Regions from separate parts of the Homo sapiens genome. Here region 1 is linked to region 2. A link is an interaction called in ENCODE POLR2A ChIA-PET data of the cell type or tissue named here. Cell type or tissue: OCI-LY7. All regions are shown on one strand. Links, peaks and the distances in the headings refer to the core of each region. The heading gives the core; the rest is flanking DNA.

The links. Peaks named below come from ENCODE experiments on the same cell type or tissue, not always from the same donor. Only the 100,000 strongest peaks of a DNase experiment are listed, where the experiment ranks them.
Region 1: POLR2A ChIA-PET joins it to region 2 with 10 read pairs; 2 of 35 experiments call an interaction of 5 or more read pairs at or near these places.

The regions. Positions count from the first base shown.
Region 1 is chr3:122,640,907-122,651,009 of GRCh38, forward strand. No RefSeq gene overlaps it. Among named protein-coding and RNA genes, the nearest start is that of PARP14, 35 kb to the right of the region's middle. In OCI-LY7, for the core only: no CTCF peak of the experiment used is centred there; DNase peaks (open chromatin) are centred at 5,395 and 5,915; H3K4me3 peaks cover 884 bases; H3K27ac peaks cover 877 bases.
Region 2 is chr3:122,499,991-122,510,093 of GRCh38, forward strand. The region is part of intron 1 of KPNA1 (karyopherin subunit alpha 1); the gene reads right to left. Among named protein-coding and RNA genes, the nearest start is that of KPNA1, 9.9 kb to the right of the region's middle. RefSeq lists enhancers at 8,539-8,588, 8,749-8,798. In OCI-LY7, for the core only: no CTCF peak of the experiment used is centred there; no DNase peak of the experiment used is centred there.

The DNA of each region.
Region 1 (10,103 bases), core at 619-8,618, 140 kb after region 2:
TCTCTAATCTTCTTTTCTTTATTTCACTGAGAAGGGCATTTTCTACACAGTATTTAATTCCCTTAAGTCTCTTGTTCCTAAAATTATCACCCTATAACTAAGACCTATCAGAGGAGTGATTTTGGCTTCCACAAAATCCAACCACCTCTTCAATCTGAGCTTTTCTTTACACGTGCTTAATGTGTTCTTGTCTCTTCACACCTAGATGGCTCAACTCTCAACACCTTTTTCACATTCAATTTACTCAATTAGTACAATGCGAGATCAACCCTCCACCTAAACGGAAAAAAAAAATAATGAAAATGCTTCTCTTTAGGTCTTTGTAGTTTATGGTGTTAGATGGAGCTCTTTTTTTCATATTAATTCCACTAAAATTCCAATTAAAGTGCCTGAGATAAGGGAAGTACCAATACAAAAAGAACAACATAAAATTAACAAATCTGGGGCCAACAACAAAAACAAAATTTCAGTGTAAATTCAGGATAAAACAAGAACCCAGAAAGTAAAAGTAGGAGTATTAGAATCTAGAACAGATAATGATAAACATCATAGAGCAATAACAATTTTATAATGTTCTATTGTTTTTTGTTTTTTGTTTTTTTTTGTTTTGAGATGGAGTCTCACTCTATTGCCCAGGCTGGAGTGCAGTGGTGCCATCTTGGCTCACTGCAACCTCCACCTCCCGGGTTCTAGCGATTCTCCTGCCTCAGCCTCCCAAGTAGCTGGGATTGCAGGTGCTCACAACCACGCCCGGCTAATTTTTGTGTTTTTAGCAGAGTCGGAGTTTCACCATGGTGGCCAGGCTGATCTTGAACTCCTGACCTCAGGTGATCTGACTGCCTCAGCCTCCCAAAGTGCTGGGATTACAGGTGTGAGCCACCATACCTGGCCAAATCTTCTATTGTTAACAGAGGTTTGTTTGTTCTTTTTTTTTTTTTTTTTCTTTTTTTGAGACGAAGTCTCTGTTGCCCAGGCTGGAGTATAGTGGTGCAATCTCAGCTCGCTGCAACCTCTGTCTCCCAGGTTCAAGTGATTTTCGTGCCTCAGCCTTCTGAGTAGCTGGGACTAGCATGTGCCACTATGCCTGGCTAATTTTTATATTATTAGTAGAGATGGGGTTTTGCCATGTTGTCCAGGCTAGTCTCGAACTCCTGATCTCAGGTGATCTGCCCACCTTGGCCTCCCAAAGTGCTGGGATTACAGGCTTGAGCCACTGCCCCAGGCCTTGTTTTTTACTCTTGAGACAGGGTCTCACTTTGTCACCCATGCCAGAGTGCAGTGGTGCAATCATGGCTCACTGCAGCCTTGACTTCACAAGCTCAAGTGATCCTCCCATCTTAGCCTCAAGTGATCCTCCCATCTCAGCCTCCCAAGTAGCTGGGATCACAGGCACGTGCCACCACACTGGAATAATTTTTTTTTTTCAGTAGAGAAAATGTCTCCCTATGTTGCCCAGCGTGGTGTCAAACTCCTTGGCTCCAGTGATCCTTCTACTTGGCCTCTCAAAGTGCTGGGATTACAGACATGAGCCACCGCACCCAGCCAACAGAGCATTTTAATATATACAGTATCTCACTTCTCTCTGTAGCAGTCCTCTGAGGAAGGAGGCCCCTTTGATGGAGGACGCTGATCCTCAAAGGGATCAACTGACATGCCTCTCTCATTCAGCTAGTAAGTGGCAGTGCTGGGAGTGGGTGTCAAATCTCTGAGAAAGACCATAGTTGTTGATAGACTCCACACTGCATGAATGGAAACAGAAAACAGTATACTGACTTACAGAATGGTGAATCAACAAATAAAATGAAAAATGGCTGGGCACAGTGGCTCACGTCTGTAATGCCAACACTTTGGGAGGCTGAGGTGGGTGGATCATGAGGTCAGGAGTTTGAGACCAGCCTGGCCAACATGGTAAAACCCTGTATCTCCTAAAGGTACAAAAATTAGCCAGGAGTGGTGGTGCATGCCTATAATCCCAGCTACTCGGGAGTCTGAGGCAGGAGAATTGCTTGAACCTGGGAGTCAGAGGCTGCAGTGAGCTGAGATTGCGCCACTGCACTCCAGCCTGGGCAACAGAGCAAGATTCTGTCTCAAAAAAAAAAAAAAACAAAAAACAAAAAACAAACACACACACACACCAACACAGCAAAAAACTGAAAAACGAAAGAGCACTAAGTAGTCCTATCACAAGAAGTCAAGAAGGCTTAATTAACTCAGAAAACAGGGTATGCAAATTCAAAGTCCTAACCAAAGGGGTTTCTGAGTAAACACAACCAACAGGCAGCTTGAAAAACCACAAGTCAAGAATATGAAAGAGAAAATTTCCTGGAATTGAAAAAAGAATATAGCCTTGGGGGAAGAAGGATACTTCATTCAATTAAGGGGGATTGCATAATAATCACATGCATTAGAATAACTTTTATTTTGTTACCTTAGATTGTCCACCAACAGCCCCCAAGTTTTAAAATATACTTAAAAATAATTTTTTTCTTTGAGACAGAGTCTCGCTCTGTTGTCCAGGCTGGTGTGCAGTGGTATGATCTCAATCTCGGCTTACTGCAACCTCTGACTCTTGGGTTCAAGCAATTCTTCTGCTTCAGCCTCCTGAGTAGCTGGGATTATAGGCACTGGCTAATTTTTGTATTTTTAGTAGAGACGGGGACCAGGCTGGTCTCAAACTCCGACCTCAAGTGATCCACCTGCCTCGGCCTCCCAGAGTGCTGGGATTACAGGCATGAGCCACTGTGCCTGGCCTAAATTAAGTTTTGTTTGTTTCTTTGTTTGTTTGTTTTTTGAGACAGTCTCACTCTGTCGCCCAGGTTGGAGTGCAGTGGTGCGATCTCTGCTCACTGCAACCTTGCCTCCTGGGTTTAAGGGATTCTCCTTCCTCCTAGCTGGGATTACATGGGCCCACCACCATGCCCAGCGAATTTTTTTATTTTTAGTTTTAGTAGAAATGGGGCTTCACCATGTTGGCCAGGCTGGTCTTGAACTCCTGACCTCAAGTGATCCGCCTGCCTCGGCCTCCCAAGGTGCTGGGATTACAGGCGTGAGCCACCGCACCCTGCCAGTAAGCTTTTTAACTAAAGTTAAGTGATGCATGCTTTAGCTACAAACTAAATGGTTTCCTTGTGTGCCTACCTGCAAAGGAAAAGTACTCCAGTGTGAGTCAAGGGAGAATGCTTTTCTCAGGGATATCTCTCAATAATTGAGACAAGATACTCAGGGATGTGTTTCTGTTGGATTGACCCTTTTTACTCTCTTTTTCCAGTTCCTTTTTCTCCCTCTCTCATACAAGGGAAGTGGGGCAGTACGAAGGAACTGGAGATGGGAAAAGCATGGGGCTGGCTCTTCCCCAGAGAAGCCATCTCACTTTGAAAGGCTAATGGGGGCTGGCCGCGGTGGCTCACACCTGTAATCCCAGCACTTTGGGAGGCCGAGGTTGGTGGATCATTTGAGGGCAGGAGTTTGAGACCAGCCTGGCCAACATGGTGAAACCCTGCCTCTCAGCTACTTGGGAGGCTGAGGCAGGAGAATCGCTTGAACCTGGGAGGTGGAGGCTATAGAGCCAAGATCGGTGCCGCTGCACTCCAGTGTGGATGACAGAGCAAGACTGTGAAGGAAAGAAAGAAAGAAAGAGAGAGAGAGAGAAAGGAAGGAAGGAAGGGAGAAGAAAAGAAAAGAGAAAAGAAAAAAGAAAAGAAAAGAAAAGAGAAAAGAAGAAAGGCTAATGGGGCCAGGGTGAGATCCGAGGGAAAGGAGGCTTGGGGTGTGAGACTTGGCCATTTGGGCTCTTGGCTTCAGGGAAAAAAACCTTTCTTCTTTGGATTCATCTTTCCACCATGTTGACTCTTCCTACATCGTATGAAGACCTAGAGAATAAACTAGGCAGGCAAGCGGCCTATGATTCAGGAAGCCACACAACCAAGAAACAGAACTGAGGACAACCCATTTGCTGAGATTGTTCTTTGCTGCCAGACAACCCAGGGATTTGGGGGTCATCATTAACTTTCTATAGGTAATAAATATTAATCCAATGCACTAACAAAAGAGGTTGGTGTGCAAAGCAGATTGAGAGACAGTGCATTAATCTGCTAGGGCTGCCATAGAGAAACACCTCAGACTGCATGGCTTAAACAAGAGAAATCCATTTTTCTCATAGTTCTGAAGGCTGGAAGTGCAAGATCCAAATGTCACCAGGGTTTGGTTCTCCTGAGACTTCTCTCCTTGGCTTGCAGATGGCCCTTCTTACTGTGTCCTCACGTGACCTTTCCTCGGTGCTCACATCCCTGGTGTCTCTTTGTTTCCTTCTAAGGATACTTGTTCTATCGAATTAGGGACCCACCTTTATGCCCACATTTAACCTTAGGTACCTTTTCAAAGGTTCTATCTCCACATACAGTTACATTGAAGGTTAGGGTTTCAATATAAGAATTTGGGGGTAACGCAATTCAGTCCCTAACAGAGTAAAAATTCAAGAGGTTAAGTACAAAAAAAATTTAGAAATTAAAGAGAAGGAAAGAAAATTCATTTCAGAATATCAAGAGTTGGTACCATGTAGTCCTGGCCTAGCATCAGCAAACTTGGAGGGGTCAGTCCTAAACTTAGAACTAATATAATGTGCTAACTGGGTAAACTTGGGCAAGTCATTTACACTCAGCCTCAATTCCTCATATTTAAATTGAAATAATAGGCCAGGAGAGCTGGCTCATGCCTGTAATCCCAGCACTTTGGGAGGTCAAGGCAGGAGGATCACTTGAGGTCAAGAGTTCAAGACCAGCCTGGTCAACATGGTGAAAATCCATCTCTACTAAAAATACAAAAATTAGCCAGGTGTGGTGGCACATGACTGTAGTCCCAGCTACTCGGGAGGCTAAGGCAGGAGAATCACTTGAACCCAGGAGACGGAGGTTGCAGTGAGCCAAGATCATGCCACTGCATTCCAGTCGGGGCAACAGAGCAAGACTCCATCTCAAAATAAATAAATAAATAAATAAATAAATAAATAAATAAATAAATAAATAAATTGAAATAATAACTTCCAGGGTTAAAGATAATACCAAAATGATAATGAAAAAAACATATTACTATTTTAAACCAAAAATTTGGAAGGGAAGTCATGAATAGCACAAACCATAGAGACAACCATAAATACATTTGATTACATTAACATTTTAAAAATTGAGGTTCAAGGTTAAGATGTCTGATTGAATTAGATGTATCTAACTTTGCTTTCTCTAACCTAGGAAAACCACATTAATGTGATTTTAAAGGACACGTATGCCCTCCAGAACAGGGAGGTAGAAGAGGAAATGTAGCTACACCATATTAGAAGCTAGAGGCAGATGGATCTGTGATTATGACTGCAGACTTACAACAGCTCAACCCTAAGTTGGCAAGTGGAGGGAAAGCTGAGAAACCACCTGATTTACTTTTAAAAGTCTCAGGAACTGAGAATGAGAGTGTCTCTGGCGCTAACAGTAAAGCAGCAAAGCATGGCAGGTGCTAAAATAAGAAAGATAGGATGAGAGCCGTTTAAGAAACAGTACATCCCTAGATCTCTCTGCCCCTTCTTTCCCCAGAATAACTGCCTTTCTCCTACTCCAGGAGAAATCTCGAAGCTATTCCCTATAAAAAGTAAATTGAAGGGTCTTTGAGGATATCAGGCACAGACAAGGCATTTGGTACTGTACCAAAAATAGGCAAATCAGAAGCCAAAAGCACACTAAATGCTTAATCCTGAAATGACAGCCCTCCCCAAACTGCCTTCCACCATTTGGCTCCCAGAATAGCAGCAGCCAGAAGTTTACTCACCAAGCAAGAGACTGAAAATTTCTATACAAGTGGAAATTTTACCTAAAGAGACTGACGTTAGAGATTCATCAACACACAGGCCACCAAATCCTGTAGAGTGAAACTCAAAGTTGATAAGCCCCACTCACTAGCTCAGAATTCTCACTAGTTTTTTAAACTCTTGTGAAACAGACAACCAAGGTTTAACAAACATTGCAGGAAAATCTCTAACTCAGAATATAAAGCTTTTTAAAAAAAACTATAATAAGAAAGAAAATGCCATAAAAAGGGAACATTTAGGAAACAAGCAAGAGGTCTTAAACATAATAACAGAAATGGAAAAAAAAAGCATTGGAAGATAAAGTTGAGGAAATCTCAGAAAGTAGAGTAAAAAGGCAATGAAGTGGAGAATAGAAAACCAAATATAAAATTAGAGGACCAGGCCAAGTTGTCCAACATCAGAAAGAGAGATCAGAAAGCAGAGAGAAAAACAAAAATCAAAGAAATAATTCAAGAAAACATCCTCAAACTAAAGAACACAAGTTTTCAGATTAGAAGTTTGTACCTAGTGCTCAGCATAATGGAAAAAAAAAATGCAGACCAACCCCAAAGTATACCATGGGGAAATTTCAGAAACAGGAAGGAAAAACTTCTAGAGGGAAGAAAAGAGAACAGGTTATCTACAGAGGATCAATAATCAGAATGGTTTCAGATTTCTTAGCACCAACACGAAGCTTAAAGACAATGGAACAATGCTTTCAAAATTCCAGCAGAGGCCAGGCACCGTGGCTCACAGCTGTAATCTCAGCACTTTGGGAAGCTGAGGCAGGAACATCACTTGAGCCCAGCCCAGGAGTTTGAGACCAGCCTGGGCAACAGAGTGAGACCTTATGTCTACAAAAAATTTTTAAATTAGCCAGGTGTGGTGGTACATGCCTGTAGTCCCAGCTACTGGGAAGGCTGAGGAAGGAGGATTGGGGGTCGCTTGAGCCTGGGAGGTCAAGGCTGCATTGATGGTGCCACGGCACTCCAGCCTGGGCAACAGAGTAAGACCCTGTCTCAAAAATAAGAAAAATTCCAACAGGAAGATATTTCTAGCTATAGTGATGGCAAGAGCCTTTTGATCACTGTAGACTGCAACGCAAAAGAAAACACAAGTCTGTCCAAATAAGAGAAATCCTCCCATATTTAAATATGTGTTTGGATGTGCATAGAATATCTCTAGAAGGATATACTAGAAGCTAGTAACTGTGTTCCCTCTAGACAGAACTGGGTGCTATGGAATAAAGGTGTAAGGCAGACTTAATTGTTACTGTTTACCTTTTTGTTTCCTTTAAATTTTATACTATGTGCATATATCACCTATTTGAAAAATAAATAAAATAAAATACATTTTATTTTAAAAGCTATATTGAGATATCCCTCTTTTTAACCTATTAGACTTGCAAAGATCAGTTCTGTAACACACTGTGTCAGCGAAGGTGCAGGAAAGTGGGGGCTTTGTTGGTGGGAGGGTAAATTGGCTCAATTTCTATGGAGGGCAATTTGGCAATAACTATCAACATTACAAGTGCATATATCCTTGACCCAGCAATTCCATTGCTAGGAATTTGTCATACAGATAAAACTGAAGAACGATTATTTGTAAAAGGTTATTTATTGTAGCAGCATAGCATTTTTTTTGCATTGTTTTCCTTGCAAGAAAGGAAACTAGAAGGCTAGATGGAGTAGGAGGGAGGTTTTTGTTTGTTTGTTTTTGAGACAGAGTCTCACTCTGTTGCCCAGGCTGGAGTGCAGTGGCACAATCTCAGCTCACTGCAACCTCCTCCTCCCAGGTTCAAGTGATTCTTGTGCCTCAGCCTCCTGAGTAGCTGGGATTACAAGCACCTGCCACCACACCTGGCTAATTTTTGTATTTTTAGTAGAGACAGGATTTCACCATGTTGGCCAGACTGGTCTTGAATTCCTGACCTCAAGGGATCCACCCACCTCAGCCTCCCAAAGTGCTGGGATTACAGGCATGAGCCATCATGACCAGCCTGAGGGAGATTTTTCACTGGGTACTTTCATGCCTTTGAATTTTGAACTTCAAGAATGTCTGTATTAGTCCATTTTCACGTTGCTGATAAAGGCATACCTGAGACTGAGTAATTTATACAGGAAAAAAGGTTTAATGGACTTACAGTTCCACGTGGCTGGGGAGGCCTCACAATCATGGTGGAAGACAAGGAGGAGCAAGTCATATCTACGTGGATGGCAGCAGGCAAAGAGAGAGAGAGCATATTCAGGGAAACTCCTCTTTATAAAGTCATCAGATCTCGTGAGACTTACTATCACGAGAACAGCATGGGAAAGACCTGCCCCCATAATTCAATTACCTCCCACTGGGTCCCTCCCACAACATGTGGTAATTCAAGATGAGATTTGGGTGGGGACACAGCCAAATCATATCAATGTCTTACCTATTTTTTTAAAAAAACAAATACTATCCCTTAAAATTTTACAACTTCTTTAAAAATTTTTAAAAAGCAATAAATAAGGTGAAAGAGACAAGTCACATGTTGAAACAAGAGATTTATAGTGCATATAACCAGTAAAGGACTAGTATCCAGATAATACTAAAGAACTCCTATGAATCAAGAGAAAAAGCAAGACTCCTCACAAATATATGGCAAGACCATGAAGATGCAATTCACAGAAGAGGAAAATTGAATGATCAATAAATAGATTTCTTAAACATTCAACTTCATTAAAACTATAAGATATTATTTCATATGTATCAGTTTAGGAAAATTTAAACGTCCGACAATATCAAGTGTTGAGACTGTGGAACAGGAGCTCTCATATAGCTGGTGGAAATACTAATTAGAGTAATCACTTTGGAGAGCAAGTCAGGGTCTTTAGGTGTATTATAGATAAGGCATCATTTAAAACACACCAAACAAAAAGTAAAAGGAAAGATGGTATGGATTGTACATTTTATAACGGTAAGCAAACTAATTCCCAAATAGAAGAAGAGAAAGTCTCAACTGCGATTCAGCCCATGGAGAAAGATGGAAGCTGTTTAGGTAATTCAACCTTACTCTCTATCTGACAGTCATCTCCAAGAGGGTCTGTCCAGTTTTTCATCCACATTGAAGACACCACCAGTCAGGTGTCTGTCACTGACTGGGGTGAGAGACTTCGTTTTATTCTCTTCTCTCTGTGGTATGAGCACACAACCATGCAACTGCAACAGATACCCCGTGTGCTCTTTACTCTGAGTACCCCAAGGAAGTAGCCATACTGTAAGGGGGAAAAAGAGACCTCATGTCTTTACTGGAACTCATCCCTATGGGCAGTCTCCTCGTCCAGGCCTTAACCAGGTGAAGCAAGTGGGATACAGAACGCTCCTCCCTTCCTTGTGCTACTGTGTTCTCCTTTCTCCCATGTTCTTTTAACTTCTCCCAACTTTGATCCTTCCCTCCTTTTCCAGACTACAACCTTGGTATTAGTCCATTTTCACACTGCTATAAAGAACTGCCCGAGACTGGGTAATTTATAACGGAAAGAGGTTTAATTGACTCACAGTTCAGCATGGCTGGGAAGCCTCGGGAAACTTATAATCATGACAGAAGGCAAAGGAGAAGCGGGCACCTTCTCCACCAGGCGGCAGGAAGGAGAGTGAATGCAGGAGGAACTACCAAACATTTATAAAACCATCAGATCTCATGAGAACAATATGAGGGAAACTGCCCCCATGATTCAATTACCCCCACCTGGTCTCTCCCTTGACATTTGGGGATTATGGGGATTATAGGAATTACAATTCAAGATGAGATTTTGGGTGGGGACACAAGCCAAACCATATTCACCATTTCCTCAGCATTTGGCAAGGCCCATGTTTCCTCTAGTATCTACAAAATCGTTGTAACCTACAGTGTCAGTTGAAAGTCATAGCCTTAACTTCCCAGCCCTTCCACGCTACTGGATGGAAAGACCTGGAGGCTGAATGCCTGGAGATGGAGGAAAGGAAGAGAACATGAAGGTATTTTTGTCCTATGGAAGGCAATACCTTCCCTCCCTCCCTCCCTCCCTCCCTCCCTTCCTTCCTTCATTTCTCTGATGTATTTTTTAAAGAACAATAAAAATTTAAAATCCAGATGTTAATCTTTCATTATATATGGTTTCATATCTACCATAATTTAAATACATATTTTGCTTTAAAAAACCCTTCTGGACCATTTCTATCTTTCAAAAAATGTTTTTAAAACCCTTTACACTCTTGAGCTCTGTTCCAAGATGGCTGAATAGGAACAGCTCCAGTCTGCAGC
Region 2 (10,103 bases), core at 1,188-9,187:
ACGTGTTACAGGTCTATTCAGATTGTCTGTTCCTCTTATTGAGTCAGTTTTGGTAGTTTTTGTCTTTCCAAAAATTTGTGCACTTCATCTAAACCATTTTATTTACTGGGATACAACTGTTTTTTTGTTGTTGTTGTTGTTGTTGTTTTGAGATGGAGTCTCACTCTGTTGCCCAGGCTGGAGTGCAGTGGCGTAATCTCGGCTCACTGCAACTTCTGTCTCTCAGGTTCAAGCCATTCTCCTGCCTCAGCCTCCTGAGTAGCTGGGATTATAGGCATGCACCACCACGCCTGGCTACTTTTTGTATTTTTAGTAGAGACAGCGTTTCACCATGTTGGCCAGGCTGGACTCAAACTCCTGACCTCAGAAGATCCACCCGCCTCTGCCTCCCAAAGTGCTGGGATTATAGGCATGAGCTACCATACCCAGCCACAACTGTTAACAGTATTTCTTTATAACCTTACTAATTTTTACAAGGTCACTAGTAATGTCTCCTCTTTCATTTCTAATTTTTTTTTTCCCCCAGATACTCTCTCTCTCTGTTGCCCAGGCTGGAGAGTACAGTGGCACAATCATGGCTCACTGTAGCATCAACCTCCCAGCTCAAGCAATCCTCCCACCTCAGCCTCCCAAGTATCTGGGACTACAGGTGCATGCCCAGATTATTATTATATATTGGGCTGGGGGGCTAGGGGGATAGAGATAGGGTCTCACCATGTGGGCAACTGGTCTCGAACTCCTGGGCTCAAGTGATCCTCCTGTCTTGGCCTCTCAAAGTGCTGAGATTACAAGCATATGCCACTGTGCCCAGGAAATCTGAAAAATGTTGAGTTTTTCTCAATCTAGCTAAAAGTTTGTCAATTTTATTCATCTTTAATGCTCTCTATTGTTTTCCTATTCTCTATGTCATTAATTTTCACTCTACTCTTTATTTGCTTCCTTCTGCTTGCTTTAGGTTTACTCTGCTCTTCTTAACTCAGTCACTTAAAGTGGAAAGTTAGGTTACTGATTTGAGATCTTTCTTCTTTTCTTTTCTTTCCTTTTTTTTTTTTTTTTGAGACAGAGTCTCACTCTATTGCCCAAGCTGAAGGGCAGTGGCATGATCTCGGCTCACTGCAATCTCTGCCTCCCAGGTTCAAGTGATTCTCCTGCCTCAGCCTTCCAAGTAGCTAGGGTTACAGGCGACTGCCATCACACCCAGCTAATTTTTGTATTTTTAGTAGAGTCGAGGTTTCACCATGTTGGCCAGGCTGGTCAACTCCTGACCTCAAGTGATCCACCCACCTCCGCGTCCTGAAGTGCTGGGATTACAGGTGTAAGCCACCACGCCCAGCATCCTTTCTTCTTTAACAAAGGCATTCACAACTAAGTTTCCCTTTAAGCACTGCTTTAGCTGTATCCCTAAGTATTCCTACACGATGTCTTCATTTTCATTTATCCCAAAGTGTTTTCTGATTTCCTTTTTGATTTCTTCATGGACCCATCAGTTATTTAGGAGTATGTTCTTTAACTTACACATATTGGTGAGTTTCTCAAATTTCCTCCTGTTACTGATCTAATTTCTTTCCATTGTGATCAAAGAACAGGATCCTTTTAAAATTTATCTAGCTTGTTTTGTAGCCCAGCAAAATGCACACATAACACTTGCTATCCTGGAAAACACATATTTCCAGGATATACATATTTCTATTTGAAAATACATATTTTTGACTGCTGCTGGCTGGTAGTGTGGTCTATACATGTCAGTTAGGTCTAGTGGGTTTATTGTACTGATTCCTTCTTGACCTTCCACCAAGTTGTTCTGTCCTCTACTGAAAGTGGGGTACTAAAGCCTCCAACTCTTATTACTGAATTCTCTGTTTCTGTCAGTTTTTGCTTCTCTCATTCATTTACTGCATATATCCTAGGACCATTTCCAGAGGCTTTCCATGGTTGTTTTTGAAATACTTTACCCTAAGTTTACTGGGTAGTGGGTCAGCAGAGCTCCTTATTATGCTAAAAGCTGCATAAATAATTACATATACGAACATGATTTTGATGCAAACCTGGGTTGAGAATCACTAATTTATAACATGCTACCACATCTTCTATTTTATTTGGATCTCTTAACAAACCTTTATGGCAAAAAATATCATTCTCACCTTTTACAGATAAGGAATCAGAAGGCTCACAGAGTGACTTGGCCAGGGTTACACACTAAATACAAGATAGAGCTAGGATATGAACACAGGTCTCATTATACACCCAGTGATCTACTGAGAGAGACTGAATTGTGCCGTCCCCTCAAAACTCTTATGTTGACACCCTAACCACCAGTGTGACTTGTATTTTGTTATAGTGCCTTTTAGGAGGCAGAGTTAAATGAGGTCATGAGGGTCCCACCCTGATAAGACTGGTGTCGTTATAACAGAATGAGACACTAGAGACTTCTCTGAGAGATACAGAGAAAGGCTACATAAGAAGACAAGAATGCAGCTGTCTGCAAGCAAAAGAGTGCCCAGAAATCAACTCTGCTGGCACCTTGATCTGGAATTCTAGCCTTCAGAACTGTGAGAAAATAAATTTCTGCTTAAGCCACACAGTCTGCAGTATTTTGTTATGGTAGCCTGAGCAGATTAATATGTCTACTCAGTGGAAATCTGGCAGAAACTTTATCAGACTAAAAGGTGGGTGTAATACGGATGAGAACTTGTGAATAATTCCAAGGGAATCATATTTAAAGGTGATGAAAAATGATATAAAGAAGAGTGCTGGTTTCCTGAAGCAGGCAGCATTTTAGCTATGAAATATCACAATATGGCACAATAATAGTAGTGTTGCAATGATGTCCCAAATTCAAAATCTGAGTGGGACGCGGTAGTTCACGCCTGTATTCCCAGCACTTTGGGAGGCCAAGGTGGGAGGATCACTTGAGCCGAGTTTTGTAGCGACCCTGTCTCCACAAAAAATACAAAAAAATTAGACAGGCATGGTGGCAGGCACCTGTGGTCCCAGCTACTTGGGAGGCTGAGATGGGAGCATCACTTGAGCCTGGGAGGTCAAGGCTGCAGTGAGCCAAGATCGCACCACTGAGCAAAATCCCATCTCAAAACAAAAAAAAAGATTCGTTAAGTTTCAGTTTCAGGTCAAAAAAAGGAAAAAGCCAACAGTAAACTCCAACAAAACCAAAAACCTAAAATTAGACTTAAGGAAGTAACTTAGAGGTCTGTATTCAATGTGGAGTTGTAAGGGTAAGCAATTAAAGCCAGTGTTGGAAGCATGCATACATATATATATATATAAAGAAAGAAAGAATAAATGATAAATAAGGCAAAAGATAAACAATTGAGAAATGTCAATGAAGGCATATAGGAAGTCTCGTGCACTTCTTAAAACGTTTTTGTAGTTTGAAATGATTCCAAACTTTTTAAAAAATCTAAAAGGAAAGAAATGTTACGCAAAAATTAAATATTCAACTGCTTTTTTATTAAAGTGTCATAGGCAGCAAGTTGAATAAATGAAGCCTAGCCTTCCACAAGTCCCATGTTCAAATTTGCTTTGCAGACCAATCACATACAGAAGACAGTAGACTTCTGTGAGCCTGTTTCCTCATCTGTACAATGGACATAATGATACCTCATAAGGTGAAGAACATGTAAAAGCATACTTCCCACTGTCTGGCCCTTGTATAGTTTATACTTGGGAGTTACTGAAATGGTCATTATTTTTTCTCTTTTGAACTATTAAATATGGTGAATTATATTAATAGACTTTCTAATACCAAATGATCCTGTTTCTTTGGATAAACACACTTGGTGATGGTGTGTATTACCCCTTTCCAATTCTATTTGTTATATTTGTCACACTGAGAGCTGTTTGAAAAAAAACACGGGTATGATTCCAATTATATGACATTCTGGAAGAGGTAAAACCAGAAACAAACAAACAAAAAACCCAGTGGCTGCTGGGTGTTTTGGGGGAAGGCAGGATTAACAGGTGGAACACAGAAGAATTCTAGGGCAGGAAAACTATTCTGTATGATACAATAGTAGTTAATGCATGCTATTACACATTTGTCAAAACCCAAAGAATGTACAACACTAAGAATGAACCATAATGTAAACCATGGACTTAGAGTGAGGATGATGTGCCAATGTTGGTTCATCAATTGTTTTAGCTTGATCAGGCTACTGTAACAAAACACCATCAACTGGGTGTCTTATAAACAATAGAAATTTATTTCTCACAGTTCTAGAGGCTGGAAAGTCCAAATCAAGACCCTGGCTAATTCAGTATCTGGTGAGGACCCACCTCCTGGTTCACAGATGACCATTTTTTTCACTGTGTATTCACATAGCAGAAGGGGCTAAGGAGCTCTCTGTGATCTCGTGTAAGGGCACTAATTCCATTCATGAGGGCTCCATTTTCATCACCCAAAGGCCTCATCTTCAAACACCACCATACTGGAGATTGGGTTCAACACATGAATCGTAAGGGGACATAAACATTCAGTCTACAGCATTACTTGTAACAAATGAGCCATTCTGGAGCTTGTGCAATGTTGATGGTGGGAGAGTCTATATTCATGTGGGGGCAAGGGGTTGACGGAAACCCTGTACTTTCCATTCAATTTTGCTATGAACCCAAAACTGCTCTAAGAAACTGTCTGTGTGTGTGTGCGTGTGTCTGCGCACACGCATGTATGTGTGTATTTAGACTTCCCACCCCAAGAGGGGACAACCAATCTCATTTATGGATACTGGTGAGATTTTTAAGTTTCACTCCTTTCACTCTATTACTTCAATGGATGCATTTAGACTTTGGGTGAGAGAGAGAGAGAGATTTTTTAAAACATAAATATCTCATCAGTATCCATAAATGAGATTCGTTGCCCCCTCTTAGGATGGAGAGGGGATTACATTTGTTCTGTTGGGAGAGACTCTTTTTTTTTTTAAACACAAGCCTCAAATGTCCCTCTAAAGAGTCTAATTAATGTGTCTGAAGCAGACAGACACCTCTGGGTTTTTCTTCCTTTTAAGATCCCCAAGTGGGCCAGGCACAGTGGCTCACACCAGTAATCCCATCACTTTGGGAGGCCAAGGGGCGGGCAGATCACTTGAGGTCAGGAGTTCGAGACCAGCCTGGCCAACATGGTGAAACCCCGCCTCTACTAAAAATACAAAAATTAGCCAGCATAGTGGCATGCACCTGTGAGTCCAGGTACTTGGGAGGATGAGGCATAAGTATGGCTTGAACCCGGGAGGCAGAAGTTGCAGTGAGCCAGGATTGTACCACTGCATGCCTCAAAAAAAAAAAAAAAAAAAAATCCAAGCAAATTCTGATATGCATCTGCAGTTGAAAATCACTATAGTAGAGCAAAAGTTTTATTTTAAAACAATGTAAAATACAGTTGAAAATGAAGGCTGAAGTTGGACTGAAGATAGCTTTGATAGGAAAGAAAGGAAATAAATCTCTATGTCTGTAATAAGAGGAATAACAAAGTAATTGTATGAGAAAATTAGTTTATCCTAAGCAAATATTTTTAGGTGTTATCACCTAAGCTACTAATTAAAAATTGTAAGTTACTTTTCAAAGTACCCTCTCAGGAATCAGAAGCCTTCAAAATTAAAGCCATTATACCTAAATTTCCTCTTGTTTTCTAGAGAAATAAAGCCAAAGAAGCAATAAACTTAAAAACAAGATGCAATACTGGTGGTGAAATAGAAACACACTCTTTCAAAGACAGATCCCCTCACTTTCTCCTTCATGTCTAGTTACTCAATTATCAAATTTTGCTTATTCTATCCAAAGTCTTTGATTTTATCTGATCCGATCTATTCCCACTGCCACCAGCCTGGCTCAAGTCTGTGTCAACTGACACCTAGATAACTACAACAGCTCTAAACCAGCATTCTTAACCTCAGACTCTTTGCTCCTCAATTCATCCTACACAGCCCTCAGATTAATCTCAACACCCTTTTCACTGTATCACTTCAATGGATAAGGAACTACAACGTTTTTAACCACTTCTTAGAACAAGTCTAAACTTCTTGGTCCTGCAAGATCCTTTTGTCTGGATTCATTCAATACCATTCTCCACCACTCTAAACCCAAAACAATGAGTGTAGATCTTTTTATATTTTTATTATATTCAAGATGTTATATATTCAGTGCACTGGGTCAGCCCACCTAATCAGTAAATCTCAAACACATTCTAAATGTTCTGAATATTTAAAATCCATAATACTCTTGTGGAACAACTTGAAATCCTAATATACTTAATTCCACCATATAAATCAGGCATAATTTTATTAGAAAGTATATGATATGCATTTACTATTAAAAACCAAAACTACAAGAAAGTATGACTACAAAAAAGTTATGAATTTAAATAAGTGGAGTATAAGTATAAAGTGTTCAGTTCATTTGAAAATATAAATTATTGATGTTAACAGCTTCTAGTCAAACGATAGTAGGTCCGTTTAAAATATTTTAATAGAAATTAGAAAAGAAAATTAAAATTTGAAATATCCTACCCATTCTTTTCCTATACGATAATTAAGGAGTAGCTTTATTTTTATTAAGAGCATTTCAGTGTTCAATGAAAGCAAAGTTTGAAAAACCCTTCAATAAAGCTTTTCCTGTGAGAAGTCAATGTGGCAGACATATGATTCATAGGTGTTCATCTCTGGCCTCATCTTATAGCTCTAACCAATAATCCAATGGCAATACATATTTTCTTTCACAGCCCAGTTTCAAATGTTTTCCTTTGAGAGGTTTATCATAACCTTTGCCCCAAATTCTGACCCCCAACTCCCAGTATCTATAGGTTCCCAAGCTGGGAAGTTCTCCAAAGACATTCTCAATATCAAAACACTTAAAGGAAAATATCTGTCAAGGATCTGGAGAACTCAAACCCTGAATTGAATACTTCCACTTTTAGAATGTACATAAAGGAAACAAAACTAGTAGTATGTGTAAGACTGTTCACTGCAGTGTGATTATTCTAGTGAAAAATTGTAAAAAACCTAAAAGTTCCAATATGAGGGCTTGGTTAAAGGAAATGTTCACAATGTATTGAGAAAACAGAACACTAACATGAAAAATCTGAATGCTGGGAACAAAAACCCAACCTACACTATTCTCTATACTTTCGAAAAATATTTCGTAACTTAAGAAATCAGAATATAGCTGGGCGCAGTAGTTCACACCTGTAATCCCAGCACTTTGGGAGGCCAAGGCGGGCGGATCACCAGAGGTCAGGAGTTCGAGACCAGCCTGGCCAACATGGGGAAACCCCATTTCTATTAAAAATACAAAAATTAGCCGGGCGTGGTGGCGGGCGCTTGCAATCCCAGCTACTCGGGAGGTTGAGGCAGGAGAATCACTTGAACCCAGATGGCAGAGGTTGCAGTGAGCTGAGATTGTGCCATTGCACTCCAGCCTGGGCGACAGAGCAAGACTCCATCTCAAAAAAAAAAAAAAAGAAAAGAGAAGATATCAGCATATAAAATTTGAATATGGAAATATTATTTTATCTTCCAAATTTTCTGTGATAAGCAATATACTGATTATACAAGAAAAAAACTTTCAAAAAGTAGAGCTGAAAGCATATGTTTACTATGATAAAGCTTATCAACCTACCTAAAACACTGAATTTCTATACTTTTCACTACTATTTTTTCAACTGAGTATGCTGTTATTTCTTCAGAAGTTCTGATCTTTATGGTCTTTATGAAGGAGAAAAATTATCTCTTATCTAAAAGTTGAATGATTTTTTGGGGGGTTAAAAAAAAAAAAAGACAAATCTTTCCAGAAGATGACATAAAGGGTTCGTTCCCTCAGTAGTAAAAAAATTTTTAATCGCAAAAACTTGCCTTCATTCAATTCATATCCATTAATGAATTTAATAACCACTGTAATATATCTGTTTTAAGAACACTTATGAGGGTTTTCAAATTTCAAATCAGGAATTAGCACATATAGACTGCACTTTTCTTCCCATATCATATTAACTCAAAGCCAGAAATTCAATTTTAATCTTCAATAGGCACACAGTGGTCATTCAAATGCTGTGAAAAAATGAACAGAGGAGAAAACAAAGAGTTTATGTAAAGAAATAAAATGGTAGACATGGTAGAATACTAAAATTATAAAGAAATTTTTTTTTCAAATAAATGAACCAGAACCACGGCATAAAGAGAATAGGTAAGCAAAAGAATCAGAGATGGTGTCAAAACCTAAAAGAAGCCATAAAATAGACAAATTATATGTCACTAGCAAAGTGGAAAACTCTGAAGCCTAACCTGCAAACGAAGAAGGCAATAAGAAACAAGCTGATTCACACTACCTACCCACAAACAGGATGCTTCAGACAGATCATCCAGGTACTATCCCTCCTTAAGGTAGTGAGGAGTTGGGCTCAAAATCAGAAGGTTTGTTGAAAGTCTACAAAACAGCCATCACATGCCCAGATTTCCTCCTCCACTCTTCACAACCAGACAACCATCCTTCAGTAATCCCTTCAAATGGGTGCTCCAATGCAGGTGAGGGTGGGGGTGAGGTGCCTTATTGATAACAGAATTACATGAGCACAACAGTAAAAACCCAAGCTCCTTTTCTAAAATGAGTTCTCAAAACATGGCAGCCAGACACACATTCTCCTGGCAAGAGACTGGAGACTCTCAGGGAAACTGACTAGCCCAAGAGAAACAAACCTATGAGTATATGCCCTCCACCCACCACAAAAAAAATGGCCACCAGCTACTCTCTTCACCCTTCAACAAGCCACACTTAATAGAGCTTCCAATTCAGTTTTTGGCACTTCATTCTTAAATATGAATGGACAGCCACAAGACTACCAGACATCTGGGGAAAGCCTCAATAAAGAAAAGACAACAATGGTAACAAAATTTTTAAAACTATCATTAATATCCCCAGAAAGAATACAGCATCTATGAAACAACACAAATATACTATAAAATAAGAATGAGAGGCTGGACGCGGTAGCTCACGCCTGTAATCCCAGCACTTTGGGAAGCCGAGGAGGGTGGATCACTTGAGGTCAGGAGTTCAAGACCAGCCTGGCCAACATGGTGAAACCCCGTATCTACTAAAAATACAAAAATTAGCCAGGCGTAGTGGCGGGCCCCTGTAAACCCAGCTACTCGTGAGGCTGAGTCAGAACAATGGCTTAAGCCCAGGAGGCAGAGGTTGCGGTGAGCCAAGATCATGCCACTGCACTCACTTGGGCAACTGAACAAGACTCTCTATCAAACAAAAAAAAAAAAAAGAAAGATAAAACCAAGTAAAGGCAAACATGTGAGCAAAAAAGAACTCTCAAGCACTCAAGTAGGCACATACACTAATTCTCCCACTCTATGCCCAAGGAATCACAATCTTGGGTATATATCCTAGAGAACTTCTATACAGGTCTATAATAATGTACAAGAGTATATATAACACAGGGTATTTGAAATAGCAGAAAGGCAACTCAGGGATCAATTCCTAGGGAATGAAAAGTAAAATGTGGTAGATCTGCATTACAGAATTCTACATTAGACACAACTATACATACTTACAACAAAACAGAAAGATCCCCAAATCAATGTTGAATAAAAAAGAAAAAGACCTTTGCAAGGTCTATAACACAATACCTAAACATACACAGCTCCACTACATATTTTACAATGTTTCATATATAATCAAGGAATGTACCAACCACAATGTTATACAAAGAGGTAACAGAAGTAGGGCTCAGAAATTTAAGATAAAAATTTAAAGGACCTTGTACGATCTGATGTGTGACAAGAACTGAGAAGCATAATTCATTCTAAAATTCTTTTTGCCTAACATCCAAATAATAACAAAAACTTTCGAGAACTAAAGGACATGAACTCCCAGCTTATAAAGGTCCATGGAATGCCCTTAAACAAAAAAATACCCATACCTAGACACATCATCATGGAATTTTGAGGGTTAAAAATATCCTAAAAGCTTCTAGAGATTGGGGTAAAGGAAGATCACATACAAACAAAGAATCAGATTGGCTTTGGATTTCAAGAGTAACCCTGGAAGAAAGAAAACAATAGAACTATGACTTGCAAACTTGAAGTAGAAGTTAC